Linked DNA regions of Homo sapiens: regions 2, 3, 4, 5 and 6 are each linked to region 1. The links are chromatin contacts, found by Hi-C in ENCODE. All regions are on one chromosome and are shown on one strand. The core of a region is the stretch at or near the end of the contact, and the rest is flanking DNA. Distances in the headings are between cores, read along the strand shown.

The links. Hi-C counts contacts between places; a loop is a spot of excess contacts on that map. Pooled maps may share reads with other maps.
Region 2: a loop to region 1 is called in a pooled map, with 13 times the contacts of the local background. The contact joins the promoter of NAA16 here to the promoter of UFM1 in region 1. A Hi-C loop is called at or near these places in 5 of 50 pooled maps.
Region 3: a loop to region 1 is called in a pooled map, with 20 times the contacts of the local background. The contact joins the promoter of MTRF1 here to the promoter of UFM1 in region 1. A Hi-C loop is called at or near these places in 6 of 50 pooled maps.
Region 4: a map of CD8-positive, alpha-beta T cell shows a loop between it and region 1 (13-fold over the local background). The contact joins the promoter of KBTBD6 here to the promoter of UFM1 in region 1. A Hi-C loop is called at or near these places in 3 of 168 maps with a recorded cell type or tissue (CD8-positive, alpha-beta T cell and naive thymus-derived CD4-positive, alpha-beta T cell) and 10 of 50 pooled maps.
Region 5: a map of CD14-positive monocyte shows a loop between it and region 1 (11-fold over the local background). The contact joins the promoter of MRPS31 here to the promoter of UFM1 in region 1. A Hi-C loop is called at or near these places in 2 of 168 maps with a recorded cell type or tissue (CD14-positive monocyte and naive thymus-derived CD4-positive, alpha-beta T cell) and 12 of 50 pooled maps.
Region 6: a pooled map shows a loop between it and region 1 (16-fold over the local background). The contact joins the promoter of CCDC169 here to the promoter of UFM1 in region 1. A Hi-C loop is called at or near these places in 5 of 50 pooled maps.

What each region holds. Positions count from the first base shown.
Region 1 is chr13:38,348,072-38,352,228 of GRCh38, reverse strand. UFM1 (ubiquitin fold modifier 1) reads right to left here and starts at 2,378. Exons shown (of 6, transcript NM_016617.4): 1 at 2,308-2,378; 2 at 2,174-2,230. The coding sequence starts at 2,309. RefSeq lists silencers at 1,827-2,041, 2,739-2,848 and an enhancer at 2,419-2,628.
Region 2 is chr13:41,308,985-41,313,141 of GRCh38, reverse strand. It overlaps NAA16 (N-alpha-acetyltransferase 16, NatA auxiliary subunit), which reads right to left and starts at 1,875. Exons shown (of 20, transcript NM_024561.5): 1 at 1,560-1,875. The coding sequence starts at 1,613. It also overlaps a transcript of MTRF1 not described here.
Region 3 is chr13:41,261,404-41,265,560 of GRCh38, reverse strand. MTRF1 (mitochondrial translation release factor 1) reads left to right here and starts at 1,985. Exons shown (of 10, transcript NM_004294.4): 1 at 1,985-2,076. RefSeq lists a silencer at 1,690-1,779 and an enhancer at 2,067-2,567.
Region 4 is chr13:41,130,528-41,134,684 of GRCh38, reverse strand. It overlaps KBTBD6 (kelch repeat and BTB domain containing 6), which reads left to right and starts at 1,883. Exons shown (of 1, transcript NM_152903.5): 1 at 1,883-4,157. The coding sequence starts at 2,174. KBTBD6-DT (KBTBD6 divergent transcript) reads right to left here and starts at 1,757. Exons shown (of 4, transcript NR_120423.1): 1 at 1,630-1,757. RefSeq lists enhancers at 1,581-1,820, 2,181-2,230.
Region 5 is chr13:40,769,088-40,773,244 of GRCh38, reverse strand. It overlaps MRPS31 (mitochondrial ribosomal protein S31), which reads left to right and starts at 2,055. Exons shown (of 7, transcript NM_005830.4): 1 at 2,055-2,260. The coding sequence starts at 2,109. RefSeq lists an enhancer at 1,997-2,166.
Region 6 is chr13:36,295,495-36,299,651 of GRCh38, reverse strand. It overlaps CCDC169 (coiled-coil domain containing 169), which reads left to right and starts at 1,838. Exons shown (of 8, transcript NM_001144981.3): 1 at 1,838-2,015; 2 at 3,795-3,874. The coding sequence starts at 1,933. CCDC169-SOHLH2 (CCDC169-SOHLH2 readthrough) reads left to right here and starts at 1,838. Exons shown (of 16, transcript NM_001198910.2): 1 at 1,838-2,015. RefSeq lists enhancers at 287-1,249, 1,250-2,211.

The sequences.
Region 1 (4,157 bases), core at 1,129-3,628:
CTATTTGGGAGGCTGAGGAAGGAGAAGAACTGGGAAGGCGGGCGTTGCAGTGAGCCAAGATCGTGCCACTGCACTCCAACCTGGGCAACAGAGCGAGACTTTGTTTCACAAAAAAAAAAAAAAAAAGAAAGAAAGAAAAAAAAACAAACTTCATAGAGGTGAGATTTTTATTACTATAAAATATGTTGTGATCATGAGACTGCATTCTAAGCACAGAAAAGAACATGTGTAAAGGAAGCAAAGATTAAAAGGGCAAGCTTGTCAAGTACCCAAGTACTAGTTACCATGTACTTTGAAAAGAAAATATAGCACAGATACCCTTGTACACACATTTACACGTTATGTGAATTTTCCACACACACATCCTTATACACATACACACACAACTACACACGCACACATACATACTAAACAACAGTTGTACCTACTAAATTCATTCAGTCACCACATATTAACTGAACTGGTACAATGTTCCAGGCTCTTAATGTTATTGTCCTACTCTATCATTTTCTTCCTTCCTTCTCACGCTCTCTTTCGAGTACATTTGCATATTGATGAGAATAATCCAGTAGAAAGGGAAAAACCAATCATGAGGAGAGAGGGGGCACTGGACTCCATCTACTTTAACCTTGACAAGACTGAAATAGATGGGAACTATAGCTCAAGTGGTTTTTCATAGGAGTGAAGTCATTTTTTCCATTCTAACAGGATGGGAAATTAACGGATTTATCCATGTAGTGGTAGGTTTACATTGGTGTAAAGATGATAGAATTTCCCTCTGATGGCTTGATAGCAAGGGAGACAGCAGCTGTGGAAAGTTTGAAATTTTTAAACAATCTTTTCTGAGAATAAGGAGGAAAATGAGCAAACTTGAAGAATGTATTAAGTACTAGGTACTATTAATTGTAGTCATGAATTTAATGTAAACCCTCCAGTCTGTTATTTTCTCCAGGGGCAGTCAGCTATGTACAGATAATACAAACAGCTGGTTTCAGAGTTGGTGTTTCACTAACCAAAATATGCTGAGAGGAGAGACAGGGCCACCAGAGTTGAGGGTGTTTGCATGAGAATGATTTAAAGGTGGACCAATGGACTCTTAACTATATAAGGAGTAAGGTAAGGAATAGAAGTGGGGATAGCTACAGATAAAAAATCACTGTGATTAATGGATTAAATGAAACGTTGTAGATGAGAAATTATAGTAAATCATGTAGGAGAGAATGTATTTATCCATAAGAGTGCCTGTAAACGACATCTCAGAGATGGAGCAATTATTGGAATCTTAAGGTTCTAGGCTGCAACCATGAACACCTGAGATAAAGTGTAACAGGGATATTTTGGAGATGAAAAGATCAAGGGAGGAAAAGGCTGAGAGGTTGTACGGATCATGGATTGGTAAATCATTGAAATTTATCAGTCAGCTAGGTAGGCCAAGGTACTAATTAATTATGCAAAAAATTCTATTGTAATCCTGTTCTTTGCTACATTTCATGCTACTTCCAACTGCAATAACCTCAAGAGTGTTTACTTAAAATCTATCACTCAACTGCGAAGGATAAGTAAAGGCCCCACATGGATAAACTATCCCCTATCTGCATTTCCCATTCCTACCAAATACTCTATTAAATCCCAGCATAGGAAGGGTGTGATCTGAGTCTCATTACTTTGTGATGCCCGACTGCTGAGTTACTCATACACAACGAAACTCAGAAGCCGCGGAATAACAAATGTTCAAGTAATTTCAAAGTCTTGACTATCAAGATGGAATGTCTTCCTTAACTTCCTCAACCAGCTGGCCAAAGCGGTGAAACGCTTTTCTAATATCCAGCAGATGGGGACTGTTTAAGAATCCCAACAAATTACCAGAACCTGGTCCACCTGTCCTCCCGCGCCACCTGCCCACCAAATGAATTCCGAGGGGAGGTCACTAATCAGAAACACACCCACACCCTCGTGACGGGGCCAAGCTGCCAAGCTGACACTTAGCGAGCAAGTACGGACCTCTCCTCGCAGGCTCCGGTGGGAAAGGCTCCTGGAAGGGCGCGAGCCAGGAAAGTAGATGAAGTGAAGAGATGAAGACTGCGTGGGGTAGTTGTTGGAAAAGCTCGGATCATCCCCAACCCAGCCCCGTCTTGTCCGGCCCCAAAAGGCCCATCTCGGCCGAGCTACTCACACTTTGTACGGCAGCCGTGGGTCCGACGTCAGCGTGATCTTAAAGGAAACCTTCGACCTGAGGAAAAGAGCGGGAGAGAGTCAGGGTCGGGCAGCTGGACCAGGAATTATGGCAGTCGGTAAGCAAACACTTACATGGTGGTGCCGGAATGAATCCAGAACACACGACAACTCCGCGGGGGTAGCACGACTTCCTCTAGTGTGCTGGGGACCGCCCCGCTCCACTCACGTCCACGTCTCCCTCTGCAATCTGGGGACCTCCGAAGTTGTTGCTATCCAACGCACTGCCTGAAAATTGGCCCTAAGAGCTCATGCTAGATGGCGCTTTTAAATTACAAATATCTTGTGCTTTTGCGTTTATATATCTAAGAAAAAAGTATGGATTATATTTATAAGATATCTTTCTAACTTTGGTAATTTGCTACCATATTTTTAGTCAGGCAGAATAAGCGTGGGCATAGAGCGTAGGACCCTAGGTTCCAGTTGGCAGGTTGGGGCGGAAGTAAGGGTATGGGGTAGTCGGATGAAGAGCGAGATGGACTTGGGGCGAAGCTCGGGGCGAGGCCGGGGGCGGGGCTGGGGCGGACGCGCTCTAAAGTTTCTAAGGCAACCTGAGCGCGGAAAAGCTTAATTGGTGCTCCAGAAGCAGGAATTGTAACACTGCTTTATCATTAGTTTTCTTCCGTCTTTCCAGCAAACCAATCCTGTTATATCCTTTACATTTCTCATAGTTTCTCCTTCACGCTTTACTTTCCGATACTGATTTATAACTATTGAATTTCGGTTAAGTAAGAGAGCTATCAAGTACGAATTATCTATGCCAAGACTCCCGCTGGGGTGGGTGAGAAAAAATGAGGTTTCTACGTTTGGGGAACGTGGCGTCTAGTTGGGAAGACACATCTATGAACAGGAGATTTCAGTAATTTGTTATATGGTCTAATTAAACCAGTGCGCTGAGTTGCTAATCACTGACCACATTTATTCAATTTAACAACCAACTTTGAACCCTTTCTATTTGCCCGGCGCTAAGCTAAACTCTGGGGAATCCAAGATGAGTAAGGCAGGTAGGCGTCAACTCTCTAGGATCTAACATCCTGTGTAGTGATGACGGAAGAAAATTGTCCTCTAAACTTTATTACAGATCTAAACCTCTGTGTTTGGAAAATATGCGTCTGTCTCACAATGACTGAAATGCCCTTTTAAAACATTAGCATGAATAGACAAAGGAGGAAGCAGGTAGGCATTAAAATAATGGGGCAATCTAGTTGATCTTTAGAATATGCATCAGATTCTTAAGGAGAGATACTTAAGAGAGGAACCAGGAAGGAACTGTAGTAGGGATAATGGAGATCAAATTCATCTTTACAATAATTTTGCAGCCAACTGATCTTCTATGGTGACATTTCCCAGTGGAGAGAGTTCTGGTTCTGAGTAGGCAAGTAAGACTCCAACATTCTCATGACAGCCATCCTCACTTTTTAAAATAATGGTCTTACCATATATGTAGATGAAGCCAAATATTGATTGACAGATACAGGGATCAACAGTTACAGCCTTAATAGCTGAAACTATTCAATTAGTGGGTGTGACTAAAACTTGTGAGAATAGTAATAAGGATAAAACTGTGATTGTGTCTACCTATTGTCAGCTAGCCAAATAATAATGAAAGAGATGAGTGTACATATTTACAGTCTATAAGACTACATATAATATATTTTGAAACAAAATTTGCATCCTGCTATTTATAGTTTGGTTTCTGCTCATGAATCAAAACGTGGCAAAATCCTAAAGAGAAAAATGGATATTAATCAGAGAGCTTTTATTGTATGTATAAAAAGTGGTGAAAACAGAATTCAGTCCCACAGTGTGACTTTAGTACTCAGATTCTGCTGCTTCAGAAAATACATTTGTATAATATATCAAAATAACATCTCTTGAGATATTAAAAAGCAGCTGTTTCTAAATATTTAGAATTCTTTTTCACC
Region 2 (4,157 bases), core at 626-3,125, 3.0 Mb before region 1:
ATGACACTGATCCATGATTTGAACTACAAAAAACTCGTATAAAGAGAAAAGAAGTGCTGTCATCTTTAAAGTATGATGCCAAATGTCCTGAAATCCAACTAGCGATTTATAAATGATATTATCATTAATGTTTCAGATTCCCAGGGCAAAAAAAAATTAAAAATAAAAATAAATAAATTACTTCTCCAATTCCATGCTGTGTAAAATAAAAGGGCATGAGAAGTAAAATAAAAAAATACAAAGCCCAATGAAGCAACCTGCCACGTGCTTTAATTATTCGTATTTTTAATGTTCTCACATTTGTATCTTATTATTGGTTCAAAACTAAGCACCACATAATATTTAAAATTTTTATCCCATCTACTATGTATCCTAATCTGAAGACTAAGTGTGAAGTTTCTATCGTCTTGAAACAGAACAGCTACTATGAATTATCTGCCGCTGTTCATACTTAAAATTACTCTAAAATTAGTATTTTATTTATAGTAAAGTTAAGCAACAACTAACAGCCATATAGCCAACCCAGCTTTCAATAAATTCACCTTTAAACCTAAATGCATGTTTAGCAAATAAAAGCTTTTTTTCAGGTGAAAAGATAAACTAGAAAAGACAGTTACCTACTAACAATATTAGTTTAAAACCTAGGGTAGCCAGAGGATACTGAGGAAAGCAAAGGAATGCTGCCTCTTCTCCTTGGAAGAACAGAACCTGGAAAGCTACCAGGGACGCTGGCACACAGCCCACAGAAAACTGCCCACCCGGCTCCGCAGCGGTCATCACTACGGGGCCATTATTCAGGCTTCTGCTCCGCGATAAAGTAAAAATGCTCCCCTCAAATGCAAAACCAGCCAGTCCACGCGGCTTTAATTACTCAAGCAAGGCCTGTGCGACTAAAAAGCAAACAGCTGTTTTGAAGTTGGTGACAACTCAGAAACGCACTTCAAGTCAAATATTCACTTCCAAAGAGGTAAATAAGGTACATTACAAACAGGCAAACTTTTTCCCAAAGGGAGGTGGTGCCAGGCCTGGCTTCCTAAAGTTGCCGGTTTTATTTCCTCGTAACCAGGAAAAATTCCACCATCGCATCGATCCCGCTTTAATAGGTATGCGGGTGTGCTGTGCAATCTAACTAAACGCAAAGCAGAGAATGCAGAACGCAAAACACCTAGCCGAGGAGAGACTGGCAAAATAAACCACCGGGGGAGGATCCCTGAGGGGCTGCTGCGAGCCCGGCGCGGCAGAGAGCACGGCAGCCACTACCGGCCGAGGCGGCTGTGCCCGGGCACTGCGGAGAGCGGCGTGAAGTTTCTGGAAAGAGCGCGGCGGGGGTGAGGCGAGCCGCAGAAGACCGCGGAAAGGAAGCGCACGGAGGAGCGGCTCGGCAGCCCCCGTGGGCCGGCCGGAGCGGGAAAGTGGGGTCCCGCGACCTCCGAGGTAAACAAAGAGCGGTGGGCAGCGGAGGCCAAGCCTGGCCCGCGCCGGCCGCCGCCAGACCGCTTGCCCTTAAGGCCCGAGGACCCGGGGACCGGGGGGCGGCAGCGCGGCCTACGGCCACTCACCAAGATGCGTTTGAAGAGGTTGCTCTCCTTGGGCGGCAGCAGCACGTTCGGCATCGTGGCCGGCAGGGAGGCTAGGTGGCCGGCAGGGAGGCTAGGTGCCCGGGCGCTCCGCTTCGCGGGGGTGGGCACCGGGACGAACCGCTGCTGAGAGTCGGGCTGCGGGCGATGGATTAGTTCATTGGTCTACAGTTGCAATTGGGCAGCCTGGCTGTTCGGCACGGGTGGCAATGGAGAAGGAAGGCGGTCTGAGCAGGACACGCTTCCCCTGGGCTCCGCTTTTTGGCCAGCGGCGGCGGCGGCGGTTCCCGCGCACTGCAAGATGGCAGCCAGGGTCCGCCTCCCGAGCCGGATCCTGTGCGCATGCGCGGAGCGCCCTTTGGCGAGGGGCTGCGGGTGACTACGGGGGCGTAGCGGGGACCAACCGCGTGGATTTGCCTTGTGCTGCGGCTCTCCTCGCCGCAATCTCGGCACCCCCTGGGGCTCAGGCGAGCTGTCACCAAAACCTTGGAGTCCCATGGGGTGGTGAGTCACCACCCTCATTCACCATTGCTCCTATGCATCAGAACGCCTCATAAGACTCCTACTTATTGTCTGCTTCTCCTTGCAATAAAGTAATAAATAAAAACGAGAATTTTCTTTTAAGTAGAAAAGAGAAGACACTGACTTGTATTGCACTCTTGATAAGCTTGTGGCGCAAGATAATGTTAGTTATGACTCTGAAGAGTCAGAGTTTTTTGCATTTCTCCCCATTTAGGAATTTAAGTGTCCGATGCAAAGTAGACTTTTGATGAAAGATGAACTTGTTTTCTTTCCTTTTCCTCCTTGATTCAGACTCTAAGTAGAAGCCTTCTCTTTCCAGGGCAAACCAAACAAACATTTACAATCTTTGTTTTTGTTTGGTTGGTTGGTTTTGAGATGGAGTATCGCTCTTGTCGCCCAGGCTGCAGTGCAGTGGCGCTATCTGGGCTCACTGCAACCTCCGCCTCCTGAGTTCAAAGGATTCTCCTGCCTCAGCCTCCCGAGTGGCTGGGATTACAGGCATGCGCCACCACACCCGGCTAATTTTGTATTTTTAGTAGAGACAGGCTTTCACCATGTTGGCCAGGATGGTCTTGATCTCTTGACCTCGTGATCCGCCCCCGCGTCAACCTCCGAAAGTGCTGGGATTACAGGCGTGAGCCACCACACCTGGCCGGAATTACGGTTTTATAAGGCCACTGGTCTTCTGAGTCTACCTACCCTTTCTCTTCAGATGGTTCCCCTTCCTGAAAGCCATATAATAATGGGAGAAACAGGCTTCAAATTCAGGATCTTCCAACTCTGGGATACTCTCTACAACAAATAAAAGGCAGCATATTGATGGTAATGTGTGAGTCTAGAAAGATACAACAGTGGCAAGAATAAACCATACATTCAGTGTAGGGTTAGTAGTAAGGTGTGTGTAAACATTAGGTACATAAGTTTATTTATACATGTGCTGAATCTTAATGGGTGCATATTTCTGAGACTATAAAGTAATTGATGAGTAACTGCATTTAGTCGGCTGTAATCAGAACTGGGCTGCCCTTTTTTATTTTCCTTTTTTTGAGACGATGTTTTGTTCTTGTTGCCGAGGCTGGAATGCAATGGCGCTATCTCAGCTCCCTGTAACCTCCGCCTCCCAGGTTCAAGCGATTCTCCTGCCTCAGCCTCCCAAGTAGCAGGGATGACAGGCATGCACCACCACACCTGGCTAATTTAGTATTTTTAGTAGAGACGGGGTTTCTCCATGTTGGTCAGGCTGGTCTCAAACTCCCGACCTCAGGTGATCTGCCCACCTCGGCCTTCCAAAGTGCTGGGATTACAGGTGTGAGCCACAGTGCCTGCCTATTTGATTTTCCTTCTTTCTAGCCTAAGTTGGTTGGACATGAAAGAATCATAGGAGTCTTTTTTTTTCTTTCAATCTCCTACGTTTCACACATGATTTTAAAGCATCATAGGAGTCCTTTAAAATAGGGAAAGTACTGTCATTAAAATTGGGGGTCCACAGCAATCCCATTGCTGGGTATATACCCAAAAGAATATAAATTGTTCTACCGTAAAGACACATGCACAGCCAGGTGCAGTGACTCACGCCTGTAATCCCAGCACTTTGGGCGGCTGAGGCAGGCGGATCACCCTGAGCTCAGGAGTTGGAGACCAGCCGGGGCAACATGGCAAACACACACACACACACACACACACACACACACACACACACACTAGCTGGGCATAGTGGCGAGTGCCTGTAGTCCCAGCTACTTGGGATGCTGAGGTGCGAGGATCAATTGAGCCTGGGAGACAGGTTGCAGTGAGCCAAGATCATGCCACTGCACTCCAGCCTGGGCAACAAACTGCCTCAAAAAAAAAAAGGACACATGCACGTGTATGTTCATCGCAGCACTATTCACAATAAAAAGACATGGAAGTAACCTAGATGCCCATCGGTGGACTGGATAAAGAAAATGTGGTACACCATGGAATACTACACAGCCACAAAAAAGAATGAGACCATGTCCTTTGCAGCAACACAGGTAGAGCTGGAGGCCATTATCCAAAATGAATTAATGCAGGAACAGA
Region 3 (4,157 bases), core at 736-3,235, 2.9 Mb before region 1:
TATCTCCAATACAGACACATGTATTGGAGGGGTTAGGGCTTCAATATATGAATTTTAAAAATAAATATTAGTAATATGCACATGATTATGAATATAAACAATTCAGTCCATAGCAGTAAGACTACTTTTTTTTTTTTTTGAGACGGAGTTTCACTCTTGTTGCCCAGGCTGGAGTGCAATGGTGCAATCTTGGCTCACTGCCACCTCTGTCTCCTGGGTTCAAGCGATTCTCCTGCCTCAGCCTCCGAGTAGCTAGGATTACAAGCATGAGCCACCACGCCCAGCTAATTTTGTATTTTTAGTAGAGATGGGGTTTCTCCATGTTGGTCAGGCTGGTTTCGAACTCCTGACCTCAGGTGATCCACCTGGCTCGGCCTCCCAAAGTGCTAGGATTACAGGCGTGAACCACCACGCCCGACTAAGACTAATTTTTTAAGGAGAATAAAGCTTTATATATAATACTCAAGTTATATAGCTGAAAGCACAAATCAGAATAAATAATTAAAGAACTTTTTGGATAACTTAGGAGAATGACTTTATGTAGACCCTTTGAAACTTTTCCCCTACTGGAACATAAGCTCCATGTGGGCAAAGGTTTTTGTCTTTTCTGTTCATTGCTAAATCCTCATGACTAGAATAGTGAATAGCACATAACTGGTGTTCACTATTTATTGAATACATGATTGAAGGTTTTTTCTTTTTTGGAGCAGGGTGGCCCTATATCAGAGCTTAGGAGCCACAGATCATTAAAGCCATTGCCTTAATTGAGTCTTGGCTCTATCACTTACTGTTTTTTACCTTGGAGTAGTTACTTTAGCTCTGTGTGCCTTAATTTTCTCCTCTGCAAAATAAGTATTTTAAGGTTGTAAAAATTAAATGAATTAATAGGGTAAAACCATTTAGAACAGTATTTAGTACATAGTACATAGAAGTAGGTACCTTGAAGTTGGCTATAAACGTTAGATATTATTTTGCATATATAGCTAATTCTCCTATCTATGTATGTGATTATAATCTAAGAAAATACTCTGTAAAGTCAGTAATATGGTACATTTTTTGCCTTTTCTTTCAGGAAGAAAAATTGAGGCATGGAGATAGAAAGACTGTAAATTGCGATAGCCAAGGGCTGGATCCCACTGGATTAGTCAAAGTAGGACAATATGCTTGCATTTTCCTGCAATTGTTTATTAACTGGAGTTTTCATTCTTCACTTAATCAGTGGTTCATAAGCTATGAATCTAGGTTGAGCCCCTACATTCCCATGTGCAAAGAACATTATAAAATCACTAACATGTGGAAATACACGGTCTCCTAACTTTTGGGGCTGTTACTACTTTTAAAATATAAATTTATTTGTATTATCCTTTAGTCATTAGGTATTTTCTGAAGCAATGGAAGCTGAAAGTATAGAAATTACACGCAGAATCTTCTACATTTGTGGATGATGTAAAAGGAGTCTTTATTTTTTTTAAATATTGGAAAACAGTGCTTTACGGGCTTCTAATACATAAGGAAATTATTGTAATTTCACATGCAATGTGTTCTAAATCTTGATCTCTTAATCAGAATCGTAAAGAATCTCTCTTCTAGGTTTGCAGTTAACGGTGAAAACCAAAAACTCCACATTTGGCTGGATAGTGAGTGGAGGGGGTTGGAGGCTGCCGCAAGGTAAACTACAACTCCCAGGATTCTTTGGTGGGCGCTCTGGGAGTTGTAGTTTAGTCCCACCTTGGCCCCTCCCTCCCTCCCTCCCTCCCACCATCTCCATCCCCGCTCTGGGCTCACGCTCTGGATAAGGACGGCGCGGGGGCGGTTGTCTGATGACAATTTCATTCTCGTTTTGTCATTTTTCTCATTTAGCTCATTTTTGTCATTTTAGTCCATTGTTAGGCATGCTCGAGGACAACTCCTCCGGAGAGCGGTAGTGGCGGAGGAGGGGCCGGGAGCGTGCGTTAACCCGGAAGAAGTGAACCAGGAAGTGAACGTGATCTCGGGTTTGTCGGGCTGAAATGTGGCGGGTCTCGGAAGGTTCCGACCTCAGTAAAGAGAGCTAACGTGTATTCTTCTTTTTCTTAGGTACTCACAGTTCTTTCCTGATCTTCCCCGCCGCCTCCTGTATTGCCTCTTTATGGAATCACTCCATATACTGAGTTACACAGCATGGTTTGCCCGTGCTGCTGCCCCGCGGGCTGTCGCTTCTGACCTGCCTACACTCAGAACTTTCCCCAAAGCATCAGAGTAATACTGTTACTGTGATGGGTAATGGAGAAGTCGTGCTGTTCTCAGGTGTAGTTAACCTTGGAGAGTAAACATCTTGTTTTGTTTTGTTTTCCTTAATGTTGAGATTCATGACCTTGAAAATTATGCATTCTACTACTGTTCCTAAAATGGAAATTTTAGCAATAAGTATTCGTACAAACATATATTTGTCATCCTTTTATTCTGTCTGTTAGCAAATGGATACACTTTCTCTAACGTGCTTGAAATACGGGGGTGGTGGAGTGTAACGTTTGTGACAGCTGGCCATTGGTGCTTTCTTCAACAGTTCTTTTAATAATGTGATGCAGTATCCTAAAATCTATCAGTAGAACTCTGGAAACTGAATATTTTAAAGACCATTCTGACTATTTTATTTCCTAGGTGATAATGCTAAGTTAACAGACTTATAGTGAACAAATGAGCTAATATATCAATGCACCTCCTAGCATAGTAGGATCACTGGAGACAGTAAAGTTTGATTTTGATAAATGTTGATCCTTCTTTTTTTGAGTTGAGTCTCACTGTGTTGCCCAGGCTGGCCTTGAACTCCTTGGCTCAAGTGATCCTCCTGCCTCAGTCTCCTGGGTAGCTGGGACAATAGGTGCATGCTACTGTGCGTGGCTTGACCCTTATTTCAACTTTGAACCTTAGAGTTTTCTTAGAACACTTTATATTCTCCCTTTCTTACTCAGTAAGACCATTGTGTACTTTTGTTAGCTCTTGATTATCTCTGTTGGAGGGGAGGAGAACAGAAAATTATTGTACACAGCCAATTTCACCTAACCTGTAATTTTTTAAACTAATCTTTTTTTATGATTAGGAAAGTATTCCATGCTACATGTGCAAGAAACTTGGAAAACACTGAAAAGTAGAAAAAATAGCAAGCAAAAGGTATTCATAATCTCACAACTAGAGATCATTTTATTAACATTTTGGTATGTTTCTTTTTTTTTTTTTTTTTTTGAGACAGCGTGTTGCTTTGTCGCCCACGCTGGTTGCAGTGGTGCGATCTCAGTTCACTGCAACCTTCGCCTCCCAGGTTCAAGCGATTATCCTGCCTCAGCTTCCCGAGCAGCTAGGACTACAGGTGTGTGCCATCACGCTCAGCTAATTTTTTTGGTATTTTTAGTAGAGATGGGGTTTTCCCATGTTGGCCAGGCTGGTCTCGAACTCCTGACCTCAGATGATCTGCCCGCCTCGGCCTCCCAAAGTGGTAGGATTACAGGCGTGAGCCACTGTGCTCGGCACATTTTGGTATGTTTCTTATTTAACTTTCTTTTTAAAAAATACTCTATGTGCTTTTTTTTTTTTACATGTATACCTTATATTGTAGAATATTTTTTAAATGTAATTGAGATTCTATTTTGTTCCTTGCCTTTCTTGCTTAATATAATTGTCACCATTTAATATAACTGTAGAGCTTTTCACCAGCCCTACTTTCTTGGTCTATTAATACTTGAACTTTTCTTCCTTTAGGATCTCAGCTAAACGGGAAGCATTTTTGAAAAGTGATTGCACAATTGAGAGTGAAAATTACTGAGTCCTGAACAGGCAACTTACATTCTAATACCAGCTCTGTCTCCATCCAGCCGACTGAATAGTCGTGATTAAGTTACTTGACTTCCTTGGATATCTAGATCCTTAAAGTTAAAGAATTATACAAGATAATAATATTTTCTTCAAACTTTAGAAAATGACTTTATGAACCGCCTTAAGTTTGTATGTTTTCATAGCTTTCAAGAGCTTGTTTACACACTCAATTCTAGATTCTAGATACTTTCTAGAAAATAACTGACTTAACTCATTCAATTGATATATTTGTTAGTTGTACTCCTACTCATATGCTTCAGTTAATTATATATGTTGAACAGGTAGGAAGCAGTGCTGTTTTTATTTAT
Region 4 (4,157 bases), core at 634-3,133, 2.8 Mb before region 1:
AAATTAGCCGGTCATGGTGGTGGGTGTCTGTAATCCTAGCTACTCAGGAGGCTGAGGCAGGAGAATCGCTTGAACCCGGGAGGCGGAGGTTGCAGTGAGCCAAGACCGCGCCACTGCAACTCCAGCCTGGGTGACAAGAGCGAGACTCCATCTCAAAAAAAAAAAAAAAAGACTTAAATAAGTTAGTGAGTTGGGTTCTGAGTGGTACTCCTCAGTTGTCATAAACCTCTTTCTTTCCATAGCATACCAAAATAACGTGCAATTCCAAAAGTAAACTGGCTGTCTCTATAAATGTTAGTTCCCTTATCTTGTGCTAACATGCAAGTTTGGGTGAGTGCTTAAGAATTCAATGATTTGGGCCATGTTAACTTAAGTGGAGATTTCAACTTAATAGGCTGTTGAAAATCTGCAATAGTGTATCCTGCTTAAAATTCCCCATTTGTACTCCTGAGGTAAGAACCATCTACAAAGGTGATATCAAGGTCTCTGAGAGGAGTTCTGGTGATGTCAGAGTGAGGAAATGTGAATGACTGTGTGACGGTGATTCAGTCACAAGGTTGTCCTTCAGAGGGAATGGGAAGAAGAGTGGCTTGATTGTTTTGACTACGGTGGACAGTGATGAGAGAGGAAGACAGTGGCAGGGTTTCACAGGAGGTGAGTCCGAAGCGGAAACGTGTTAGGTGTTCTCAGTGACTTCTAATGTCTGAACTGCACGGGGTAAGTAAAGGTTGAGTGAATGACTAGAAATAAAGTCAGCTCTGATGGAGAGGCAACTTCATACAAGCAAGGGGAGAAATGCTTGAGCCACTGGGTCTAAAAGGATGCTAAATTACCAACCAGGCCTCTGGCTTCCATTGTGTTTTGGGGTGAGGACCCCCTAAAGCATGTCTCTTCTTTTGTGTAAAAAAGGGAAAGGGGTACTGAATATTGGAGAGACCAAGTGGGAGAAGTGGCTACAGAGGACTTCAGGTTTTGAAATGCAGATATGGAAGGAAAGTCTCAAAGTCAGGTGACTGGAGGTGGTCTCCTTTTAGTCATGGCAAATAAGGACAGGCAATTGTGAAAAAGCCAGGGATCTAATTCCAGCGATAGCCAACCAATCCTACAAACCCTGAGTTATCTTTTGGTACCAGGGAGAGGCATAGTGAGTAAAAAAAAAAAAAAAAAAAAAATCACTTCTAATGGATACATACACTAATACAAGATGTTAATAATAAGGGAACTGTGAAGTGGGGAGAGATATATGGAAGTTCCCTGTCCCTGCTGCTCAATTTTTCCGTAAACCTAAAAATAAAATCTAATTTACACACACACACACACACGCCCCTAAAAAGGGATCTCTGCTGGAACTTGCAAGGTTTTCTGTTTTGGGGGGTTTTTTGTTTTCCTACAGGCTCATAATTTCAAATTAGTGGTGCTTCCTTTTTTTTTTTTTAATAAAGGCTGGAAGAAAACTTATCGAACCTTTATAATTCTAAGAACTGAGTAATTATTCTACAAACCAACAAATATTTATTAACAGCGTCCTATAACCAACTCATGTAATCTTCACACAATCCTATGAAATACTACTGTTCACGTCTTACAAAAGAAGAAACAGTTCAAAGAGACAAGTCAAACAATACATACTAGAACGAGGCGACTACTCTGGATTCCAAAACCACAGTTCCAAACCACAAAATCGAATCTAGGAAAATTGGCGCTCTCGAGTGTCGTCAGCTAAAACAAGGAACACCAGAGAAGGATCGCGATATTACACAAACTACTACTCCCGACATGCAAAGCGGATTCTTTCCCTCGGTCTCGGCCCGGGAGTCCGAGAGTCCCAGCAGCCCTCGGGGCGCGAAAGGCAACCTGGGAGCGGTAGTTCTCCTGGGCGCCTAGCATTGTCGCCCACGCTGCAGTAGCGGCTTCTGCGGCTCCAAGCCAGCGGGTCCTGTGAAGGCGAGCAGACGCGGAGAAAGGACGCGGGAGTGAGAGAGGGTGAGTCAGCCACTGTCTAAACGATAACGGGAGGCGGTTCTGCGGGGTAGGGTTGAATTCAGTAAATGGGCTCGTGCTGCTGTCTCTTCGGAGACGCTGCTATCTTAGCGTCAGCGAGGGAAGGTTGAGGAGGAGCCAGAGCCGGGTCCTGCAGCGTTTCTCGCCATCAGCGCCCGTCGCCATCTCCACCATGCAGTCCCGGGAAGACGCCCCGCGCTCTCGCCGCCTAGCCAGTCCCCGTGGTGGGAAGCGGCCCAAGAAGATTCACAAACCCACAGTTTCGGCCTTTTTCACGGGTCCAGAGGAATTAAAGGACACGGCCCATTCTGCAGCCCTGCTGGCACAGCTCAAGTCCTTCTACGATGCGCGGCTGCTGTGTGATGTGACCATCGAGGTGGTGACGCCTGGCAGCGGGCCTGGCACGGGTCGCCTGTTCCCCTGCAACCGCAATGTGCTGGCCGCGGCATGTCCCTACTTCAAGAGCATGTTCACAGGTGGCATGTACGAGAGCCAGCAGGCCAGCGTGACCATGCACGATGTGGACGCCGAGTCCTTCGAGGTGTTGGTCGACTACTGCTACACGGGTCGTGTGTCTCTCAGTGAGGCCAACGTGGAGCGCCTGTACGCGGCCTCCGACATGCTACAGCTGGAATATGTGCGGGAAGCCTGTGCCTCCTTCTTAGCCCGACGTCTTGACCTGACCAACTGCACCGCCATCCTCAAGTTTGCAGATGCCTTTGGCCATCGCAAGCTGCGATCCCAGGCCCAGTCCTATATAGCTCAGAACTTCAAGCAACTCAGCCACATGGGTTCAATTCGGGAGGAGACTCTAGCAGATCTGACCCTGGCCCAGCTGCTGGCTGTCCTGCGCTTGGATAGTCTGGACGTGGAGAGTGAGCAGACAGTGTGCCATGTGGCAGTGCAGTGGCTGGAGGCTGCTCCCAAAGAGCGGGGTCCCAGTGCTGCAGAAGTCTTCAAGTGCGTGCGCTGGATGCACTTCACTGAAGAAGATCAGGACTACTTAGAAGGGCTGCTGACCAAGCCCATCGTGAAGAAGTACTGCCTGGACGTTATTGAAGGGGCCCTGCAGATGCGCTATGGTGACCTGTTGTACAAGTCTCTGGTGCCAGTGCCAAACAGCAGCAGCAGCAGTAGCAGCAGCAACTCTCTTGTATCTGCAGCAGAAAATCCACCCCAGAGACTGGGTATGTGTGCCAAGGAGATGGTGATCTTCTTTGGACACCCCAGAGATCCCTTTCTCTGCTGTGATCCATACTCGGGGGACCTTTACAAAGTGCCGTCACCTTTGACCTGTCTGGCTCACACTAGGACTGTCACCACTTTAGCTGTCTGTATCTCTCCTGACCATGACATCTATCTAGCTGCTCAGCCCAGGACAGACCTCTGGGTGTATAAACCAGCTCAGAATAGTTGGCAGCAACTTGCAGATCGCTTGCTGTGTCGTGAGGGCATGGATGTGGCATATCTCAATGGCTATATCTACATTTTGGGGGGGCGAGACCCTATTACTGGAGTTAAGTTGAAGGAAGTGGAATGCTACAATGTTAAGAGAAACCAGTGGGCATTGGTGGCTCCACTGCCCCATTCTTTTTTATCCTTTGACCTAATGGTAATTCGAGACTATCTCTATGCTCTCAACAGTAAGCGCATGTTCTGTTATGATCCTAGCCACAATATGTGGCTGAAGTGCGTTTCTCTGAAGCGCAATGACTTTCAGGAAGCCTGCGTCTTCAATGAGGAGATCTATTGTATCTGTGATATCCCAGTCATGAAGGTCTACAACCCAGTTAGGGCAGAATGGAGGCAAATGAATAATATTCCCTTGGTCTCAGAGACCAACAACTACAGAATTATCAAGCATGGCCAAAAATTGTTGCTCATCACCTCTCGCACCCCACAGTGGAAAAAGAACCGGGTGACTGTGTATGAATATGATATTAGGGGAGACCAATGGATTAATATAGGTACCACATTAGGCCTCTTGCAGTTTGATTCTAACTTTTTTTGCCTCTCTGCTCGTGTTTATCCTTCCTGCCTTGAACCTGGTCAGAGTTTCCTCACTGAAGAAGAAGAAATACCAAGTGAGTCTAGCACTGAATGGGACTTAGGTGGATTCAGTGAGCCAGACTCTGAGTCAGGAAGTTCAAGTTCTC
Region 5 (4,157 bases), core at 806-3,305, 2.4 Mb before region 1:
GCACCACTGCACTCCAGCCTCGGTGACAGAGCAAGACTCCATCTCAACAATAACAAAGATACATTTTCATCAACATATTTATAATTCATACACTTTTCTGTATTGAAGTTGCTAAAGTTTATAGGAGGCCGTAGTTTTGGACAAGCTTCCTGTACTAGCCCCCAGCACACCAGAGCAAACCAGAATAGTCACTTGTGCTAAGTGCCAAGTAATCAAACTGAACTTTGAAATCAGGGCCAGTTTTCCAAAAGCAGGAGATTCACAGCACCAATCAGAGGGGCCCTAGTTTACCTGAGCCAGCATGACAAGGAATCCCTCTGTTTTAACCCTATAAGGAAGGTAACTTTGAAATGACCAATCTGATTTTTGTTCCCTGTTTCTATTTTCTTCAACTCTTTTGTGCTTGTAAAGCCAAACCCCTCTGCTCAACTCACTGGAACACTATTCTAGAATCACAAATAAAAACCAATTATGCTAAATTTGCCATAATTTTGTTTTTTGACAAAGTTATGCTTTAATTTTTGTTTGTTTTTTTACAAATCAGACAAAGTAAGCATCCCCAAGTGTACTGTGTAGAGCATTCAGTCACAAAGGTTCTGTTAGTGTTAGTGGATCTCAGGAAGATCTGCTCAATGTAAGCTGTGTTTTAGTATCACAAAAACTCACCTCCCCACCTTGATTATTTTTTGAGAGGACAGGGAAAATGTTGATGTAAACTTTGGAATGCCTTTATGGAATTTTAGGCTAGTGGTTCCCATGTGTCCTATTAGCCAACATTTCCCACCAGATTTATTCTCATCCCCTTCCAAGTTTGGGAACCCCACATCTCTTCTGGGGTCACAGTTCCCTGTTTCATGAGGGACAGGTAAAAGCCAAGTCTCTCTCTTGCATCTTTTCATCCTTTTTTTTTTTTGAGACGGGGTCTCACTCTGTTGCCCAGGCTGGAGTGCAGTGGCACAATCTTGGCTCACTGCAGCTTCCGCCTCCCGGGTTCAAGCTATTCTCCTGCCTCAGCCTCCCGAGTAGCTGGGATTATAGGCACTCGCCACCACGCCAGGTTAATTTTTGCATTTTTAGTAGAGTCAGGGTTTCACTATGTTGACCAGGCTGGTCTTCACCCCTGGCCTCAAGTGATCTGCCCGCCTCGGCTTCCGTAAGTACTGGGATTACAGGTATGAGCCACTGTGCCCCCGGCGTAAATCTTTTTTTCTTTTCTTTTTTGTTTTTTTGAGACAAAGAATCTCGCCCTGTAGCCCAAGCTGGAGTGCAATGGCGCGATCTCGGCTCACTGCAGCCCCCACCTCCCGAGTTCAAGCGCTTCTCCTGCCTCAGCCTCCCCAGTAGCTGGGATTACAGGCGCCCGCCACCACGGCCGGCTAATTGTGTGTGTGTGTGTGTGTGTGTGTTTGTATTTTTTTTTTTTTTTTTTTTTTTTAGTAGAGATGGGGTTTCACCATGTTGGCCAGGCTGGTCTCGCACCCGTGACCTCAAGTGACCCACCCGCCTCGGCCTCCCAAAGTGCTGGGATTACAGGCGTGAGCCACCGTGCCCGGCCATAAAGCTATTTTTGAAAAATGAAACCTATGTCTCATTTTGACTCTACATCAAAAATAAAGACTGAAAGGAAACGCTAATTCATAGGGCAGCAGGTCTTTTAGTAATTTTTTTTAAACCTCTTTGGTGGCCATGGCGCATTTTGAGAACGTGGTGAACGCTGTAGACCCTTCCCCTCCAAACATCGCAAAATATTGTCTGTTAAAGAAGAGACTGATCTCACTGGCACCATCTGTAGTTTTTGCACAACTGGTCACGCCCTCCACTGTCGGGTTCGCCGGTCTGGGACCCGCCTCGGCCAGCGAACCTTTGCTGAACTCTGGCGAGGACTCCGCCTCTAGGACTACAATCGCGGGGTGGGTCGGGTCGCTTGGAGGCAACTGGCTCCGCCCGGCCGCGGGCGAGTCCGGAACACAGTTACCCGCCCCTGTAGCCCACCGGAGCGCAAAGGGGGAGGAAGGCGCCAGGCCGGAAGCGGAAGAGAGGGCGGGGACGTGTTTGGCAGCGGGACGCACCATTTCAGTTGTGTTCTTGGTTCATTTCGTGTCTCGGCGATGTTTCCTAGAGTCTCGACGTTCCTACCTCTTCGCCCCCTTTCCCGCCACCCTTTGTCCTCTGGAAGCCCGGAGACATCAGCGGCTGCGATTATGCTACTCACTGTTCGGCACGGAACAGTCAGGTACCGCAGTTCAGCGCTGTTGGCCCGGTAGGTCCTCAGGCAACCCCGTGCCCCGTCCTGTACATCCTCCGACTTCCTGGGGTCGATGTTACCACCTGCTGGGTCTTAGAAGCTATTGCTTTAAATCTGAGGAAAGAGAAATCCCAGAAAGAAAAGATGACTTGCCCAAGGTCATAGTGTGCGTGAAAACAGAGCTACGATTACAAACCTGGTCGCTGTGCTCTACTACACGCCGCGCCTCATTCCTCTTGTCATCATCTCCTGTCAGTTTACCCAGGTTTTTATCTTTTGCCTCCCAAGATTTATTTGATAGTCTCATTTGTTTTCCTTCATTTATTCTTTAGTTCATTACTGAAAAACTCGAAAAACAGCGTGCCAGTACTGGTTGTAAACCCCAAGTGAGACAGTCCTGCCATCACGGAGCGTGTAGTTCCAGAAAGTAGACAATTCAAGTGCTATGTAGTGAAGTAATAGCTGAGATAGTGTAGGTAAACAGAGTACACTATTCAGCCAACATGAATGAGTACTTGCTGGGATAGCAAATAGGGACACCTAACCATTATAGGGGAGACTCAGGATATCGTTTCTGGAAAAGTCTGACGAAATCTGAAGGAGGACCACTGGTTGAAGTTAGCCAGGAAAAAAGGGAATTGTGGCATACTTGGTTTTGGTATTTATCCTCCGAGAACTTTATTATGAAAACCTAATTCCGCTGCATAAATTCCATGCGTAACACTCAGAAGGCAGTTTGGTTAAGTACAGTGCTGAAGCAGGTTAGTAGCAGTGAAGATGGGAAGGACCAGCTGAATGGAGGAGAAAAATTGCACAGGTAGAATTAAAGGGATGTGACGTCATGGGATAATGGTAGGGTAGTCAGAGATAGCAAAAATTTCAACTGGCTGCGTTGGAGTATTAGGGTATCCTTAATGTTAACAGAAGAATGCGGAGCCAGGCTTGAGAAAGATTTTTCCATATATTATAATTTTTAGAAAACAACAAATACCTGTTTATGTTAGGGGGCCTTTTAATATAGAAAGTGTGAAAAATGGAAAGTCAGTCTGAAAGAGGAGTCTTGAATGTGGTGTTGAAGGTGTTGCATTTGAAGTACTGATGAGCTGCTGTCAGTGGAAACAAACTCAGGTGGGAGGTTAGGTCGAGAGGTTTATTATTTTTAGTGCTAGGGAGTTACTTAGACGTGATTTTCCTATAATGTAGATTGTTTTCTGTGGTATGATAGCAGTCTTGAAAGAAAACATTGTAGTAAAGATTACATGTGAGATTCATTCCCCTGATTACCACTTTTCTATTAAAATACCTTGAATAGTAACTTTAAATGTAAAATAATGACCATTTTCTTAAATAGATTGTACCATATATTGAATATTATAATGAGAGTCCTGTGTACTGATTATGAGGATACTAGTTATGCAGTTGGTTTTTTATTCTAATTTTTAAGTGCCTGATTTGATAGCCTCTGACGTTTTCATAAGCAGATCAAATAGTTTCAGCATTTTTTGAAATTGCCATTTTCTCTTTCATGTAAGTATCCTTAACCTGCGGCTGCCATTTTCTGGCTTTGAGAACTTGATAATATATATATATATATATATATATATATATATATATATATATATATATGGACAGAGTCTTGCTCTGTCGCTTAGGCTGGAGTGCAGTGTGTGATCTCGGCTCACTGCAACCTCTGCTCCCTGGGTTCAAGCGATTCTTCTGCCTCAGCCTCCCAAGTAGCTGGGACTACAGGCACCCACCACCACACCTGGCTAATTTTTGTATTTTTAGTAGAGACTGGATTTCACCATATTGGCCAGGCTGGTCTTGAACTCCTGACCTCATGATCCGCCCACCTCCGCCTCCCAAACTGCTGGAATTACAGGCGTGCACCACCATGCCCAGCTGAACTTGA
Region 6 (4,157 bases), core at 589-3,088, 2.1 Mb after region 1:
ACAGTGAGATCCTGCTAACAGATCTTTTTAAGAAATCCTCTGGGTCGGGTGCAGTGGCTCATGCCTATAATCCCAGCACTTTGGGAGGCAGAGGTGGGTGGATCACGAGGTCAGGAGTTCAAGACCAGCCTGAGCAATATGGTGAAACCCCATCTCTACTAAAAATACACAAAAAAATTAAGCCAGGCATGGTGGTGCGTGCCTGTAGTCCCAGCTACTTTGGGAGGCTGAGGCAGGAGAATTGCTTTAACACAGGAGTGGAGTTTGCAGTAAACTGAGATTGTGCCACTGCACTCCAGCCTGGGAGACAGATGAGACTCCGTCTCAAAAAAGAAATCCTCTGTATATTTGGATTTGTCAACAGATAATCTAGTCCTTTTCACTTCATTCTATTCTGTTTACTTGGTTGTGAGTTGCCCTTTCAGACTTAACAGCTAGACAAAATTTTGATAAGCATACCTCCTATATTAGGGTAATTCACAGAAACAGAACCAATAGGGAGTGTGTGTATAAAAGATTTATTATAAGGAATTTGCCCGTACAATTATGAAGGCTGAGAAGTCTCAGGATCTGCAGTTGACAAGCTGGAGATGCAAGCAAACTGATGTGCAGTCCCAGTCTGAGCCCAAGGCTGGAAAAGTGTTCCAGCTCAAGCTGTTTGGCTGTAGGAGCTCCCTCTTACTCCTGGGAGGTCAGCCTTTTTGTTCTATTCTGTCTTCGGTCGATTGGCTGAGGCCCACCCACATTGGGGAAGACAATGTACTATACTCAGTCTACCAATTGAAATGTTAATCTCATCCAGAAACTCAATTGGAAAACTATGTATTCACAACACTTCTGACACCAAATTGTGTTTTCCACACCAATTATCCCATTCTCACTAAAACCTTGGTCTCCACAACCCCTTTATTCTCTAAAGACATTCCTAAGTCTTTAGTCAGTAACTTTTCAACCAATTGCCAATCAGAAAATCTTTGAATCTAGCTGTGACCTGGAAGCCACCCCGTCCCCCACCCCTTCCAATTGCCCTGCCTTTCCCGATGGAACCAGTGTATATCTTAACATGCATTTGATTGATGTCCCATGTCTCCCTAAAATGTATAGAACTAAGCTGTACCCTGACCACCTTGGGCACGTGTTCTCAGAATCTCCTGAGGGCTGTCACCCGCCATTGGTCACTCATTTGGCTCAGAATAAATCTCTTCAAATATTTTACAGAGTTTGTCTCTTTTTGTCAAGGAAACACAGATGTATCAAGGGTAGGATGCAAACTTTGTGATTAAAAATATAATGAAATTTCAAGTTGCAGTGAGCAGCTCTGAGGTATGTTCATGAACAGCACACAGATGCAAAACAATAATCTGGAGGGTTAGCAGTCTTCCCGAGTTCAGGAGGTACCTTTTTAAGACCAGTTCCTCCCGCTCCGACACTGCCAAATCAGCGACTCTGGTGCTTGTTCAACTGAAGCAAAGAAGGGCGCAGCTAATCTTGGATCCAGCGTTTCCCTAACAAGGGCTAAGAGTGAAGCCGACTTTGCCGTCCGGGGCAATGTTTAGGAAAGCAACCAAAGCCAGCAGGAGGGAAGAAAAAGGAGAGGGATATTCTTGGCCCCCTGACACTCCGCTGTGTAGCCGGAGCACGTCTAACCCCAGCGTCTTGAGCAAGGAGTGTCCCTGGAGCTGTTATCCAGGGTCGCTCCACCGCACAGAGTAGGCTTCTCCAGTCTCCCCGGCTGCCCTCGCCCCACCCCCTGCCGCCTGCGGGCATCGCTTTATGACGTCACCACGTGCCTCTGCGGGCAGGCGCGGGAGGTGCGACCGGGGGGCGGTTGGGGTTCACCGCCTCGTGCCGTACTGGCTTCTGGGTGGCCCTTAATGTCTTGTGCTCTAAGGTGCTGAGGGGAAAGACGCGGGAGGTCTCTGGCCTGACACTATGAAGGAAGAGAGAAACTACAACTTCGACGGTGTGAGCACCAACCGCCTGAAACAGCAGTTGCTGGAAGAAGTCCGCAAGAAGTGAGTCGGCGGGCGGCGCGGTGTGGGGTCCCGTCCACACCCCCCGAGCCTTCACCTGCAGAGTCTCAGGGCTGAAGCCGCTGAGGGTGCTGTAAGACCGGCGCCGTGATTAACCCCTGGGCACTTCGGTCTGGGTTCCAAAAGTATTCCATGCGAAAGATTCACGTGCCTCTTTGAGTAAGCCTTTGGTATTGTTAAGTAGGCAGCTTTCCGGGTAGGATGTGCTGCCCTTAAGGATCCAATCATATGGCGTGTATTTTGCCCATATACTGTAATGCCAAAAGTTGTGTTTGGTTTTGATGTCTCCATAAATCCAGGTTTTCTGCTTAAAATTCCAAAGATTTTATTTAGTTATACGGGGTTTTTTTTTTCTTTCATCCCTTTAAGGGGAACTTCATAAAATGACATTTAGTAAAACTGTTACTCCTCCTTTATGCTTTTTAAAAACAGTATTCGTACTTCGTGTTAAATTTTTGAAACATTTAAAGTATTTTTTGGACATACTCCCAACTCCATCCACAAGTCCCGTGAGAATTGGACTCTCCTTTGTGCCTAGATAGGGTTCTGGGTTTTCCTCTATTGTAGCTCCAGTCACAGTATTTTAATTGCCTGTCTATTTCTTGTTTTGCTACCAAACTACACGCGTTCTGAGGACAGGTTCTGTGTATTCTGAGGAAGTAGAGAATAAGAGCAAGTACTTGAGGACAGTCCTGCAAAAACACAAACTCCATCTCTTGTCACTCAGTAACTATGCAATCTTAGACAAGTTAATTAACCTCTTTAATCCTCAGTTTTCTCAGCTCTAAGACTGGTATACAAATAGTCATCTCATACCTCCTGCTGTTGTTCCCAGGTTGGAATGAAATGCACTATAAAGAACTTAGCATTGGCTTGTGATACGCATCCAGTGGAACTTTGCTGCCGCTATTGCTATTTTTCTGTTCACTGTTCACTGAATTCTTCCGTATTTAATACAATGCCTTGAACATAATAGGCACTCAAAAATATTTATTGAATAAATGGCCCTGTCATATGATAATGTTCTATTTACTGATGCCCTAAATAGCTAACCTTTTAAATTAGTGTTTGTTTTTTTCTCTTTGTTTCAGTTTGTCAGCTGTTATGTATTGCCCTAGGTATGCCTTTCTGTAATAATGTGCAGTGCCTAATTTGCTTGGTTCTGAAAAACCAGGTAACTAACTTCTTTAGGATGATATTTAAGTTAAAAATAAAGGATTTCCAAGGGCCGGGCCTGGTGGCTCACGCCTGTAATCCCAGCACTTTGGGAGGCCGAGGCTGGGCGGATCACAAGGTTAGGAGTTCGAGACCAGCCTGGCCAATATGGTGAAACCCTGTCTCTTCTAAAAATACAAAAAAATTAGCAGGGCTTGGTGGCGCATGCCTGTAATCCCAGCTATTCAGGAGGCTGAGGCAGGAGAATTGCTTGAACCCGGGAGGCGGAGGTTGCAGTGAGCCGAGTTTGCACCACTGCACTCCAGCCTGGGCGACAGAGCGAGATTCTGTCTCAAAAAAATAAATAAAAATAAATAAAAGATTTCTAATGGTTGCCTGGGGGTCTTTGAGCTTTAGTGCATATTTGAGTCCTAGAACTGACTAATTGGAAGCCTTCCTTTGCCTGAGTCTTATTTCTTAACCAGTCCTTCAGTAAATAATGTGTCATAGTAAATTGTTCCTGAAGTAGTAGTGGGTTACTATGTATTATTTTTCTGATGTTATTTTTAATTGAATTATAATCAACAAAAATATTTTAAATAACAGGGATGCAGTGCAACTCTCAATATTTGAACTAAGACACAAGATTACGGAACTGGAAGCCAAACTCAATACTGACAATGAAGGTATATAAGTAAATACTTATATTTGTGACTCCTGTATAATTATTGTTCATTTTACCAGGATATCTATGGTGCATTAAATTCCATATATTGAATAATAGTACCAACATTTCAGTATTGCTTTTTGGCCACATTAATGATAGTTTATGATAGAGGCTTTAAAACTGATACTTCAGAATATCAAACCTATTACTATTTAATTATTTTTCTACCTTTCAAGTTCAAAATGTTCATTAATTAGCAAAAACTTTGTTACATGACATCAATATATTATTTCTTTATTAAA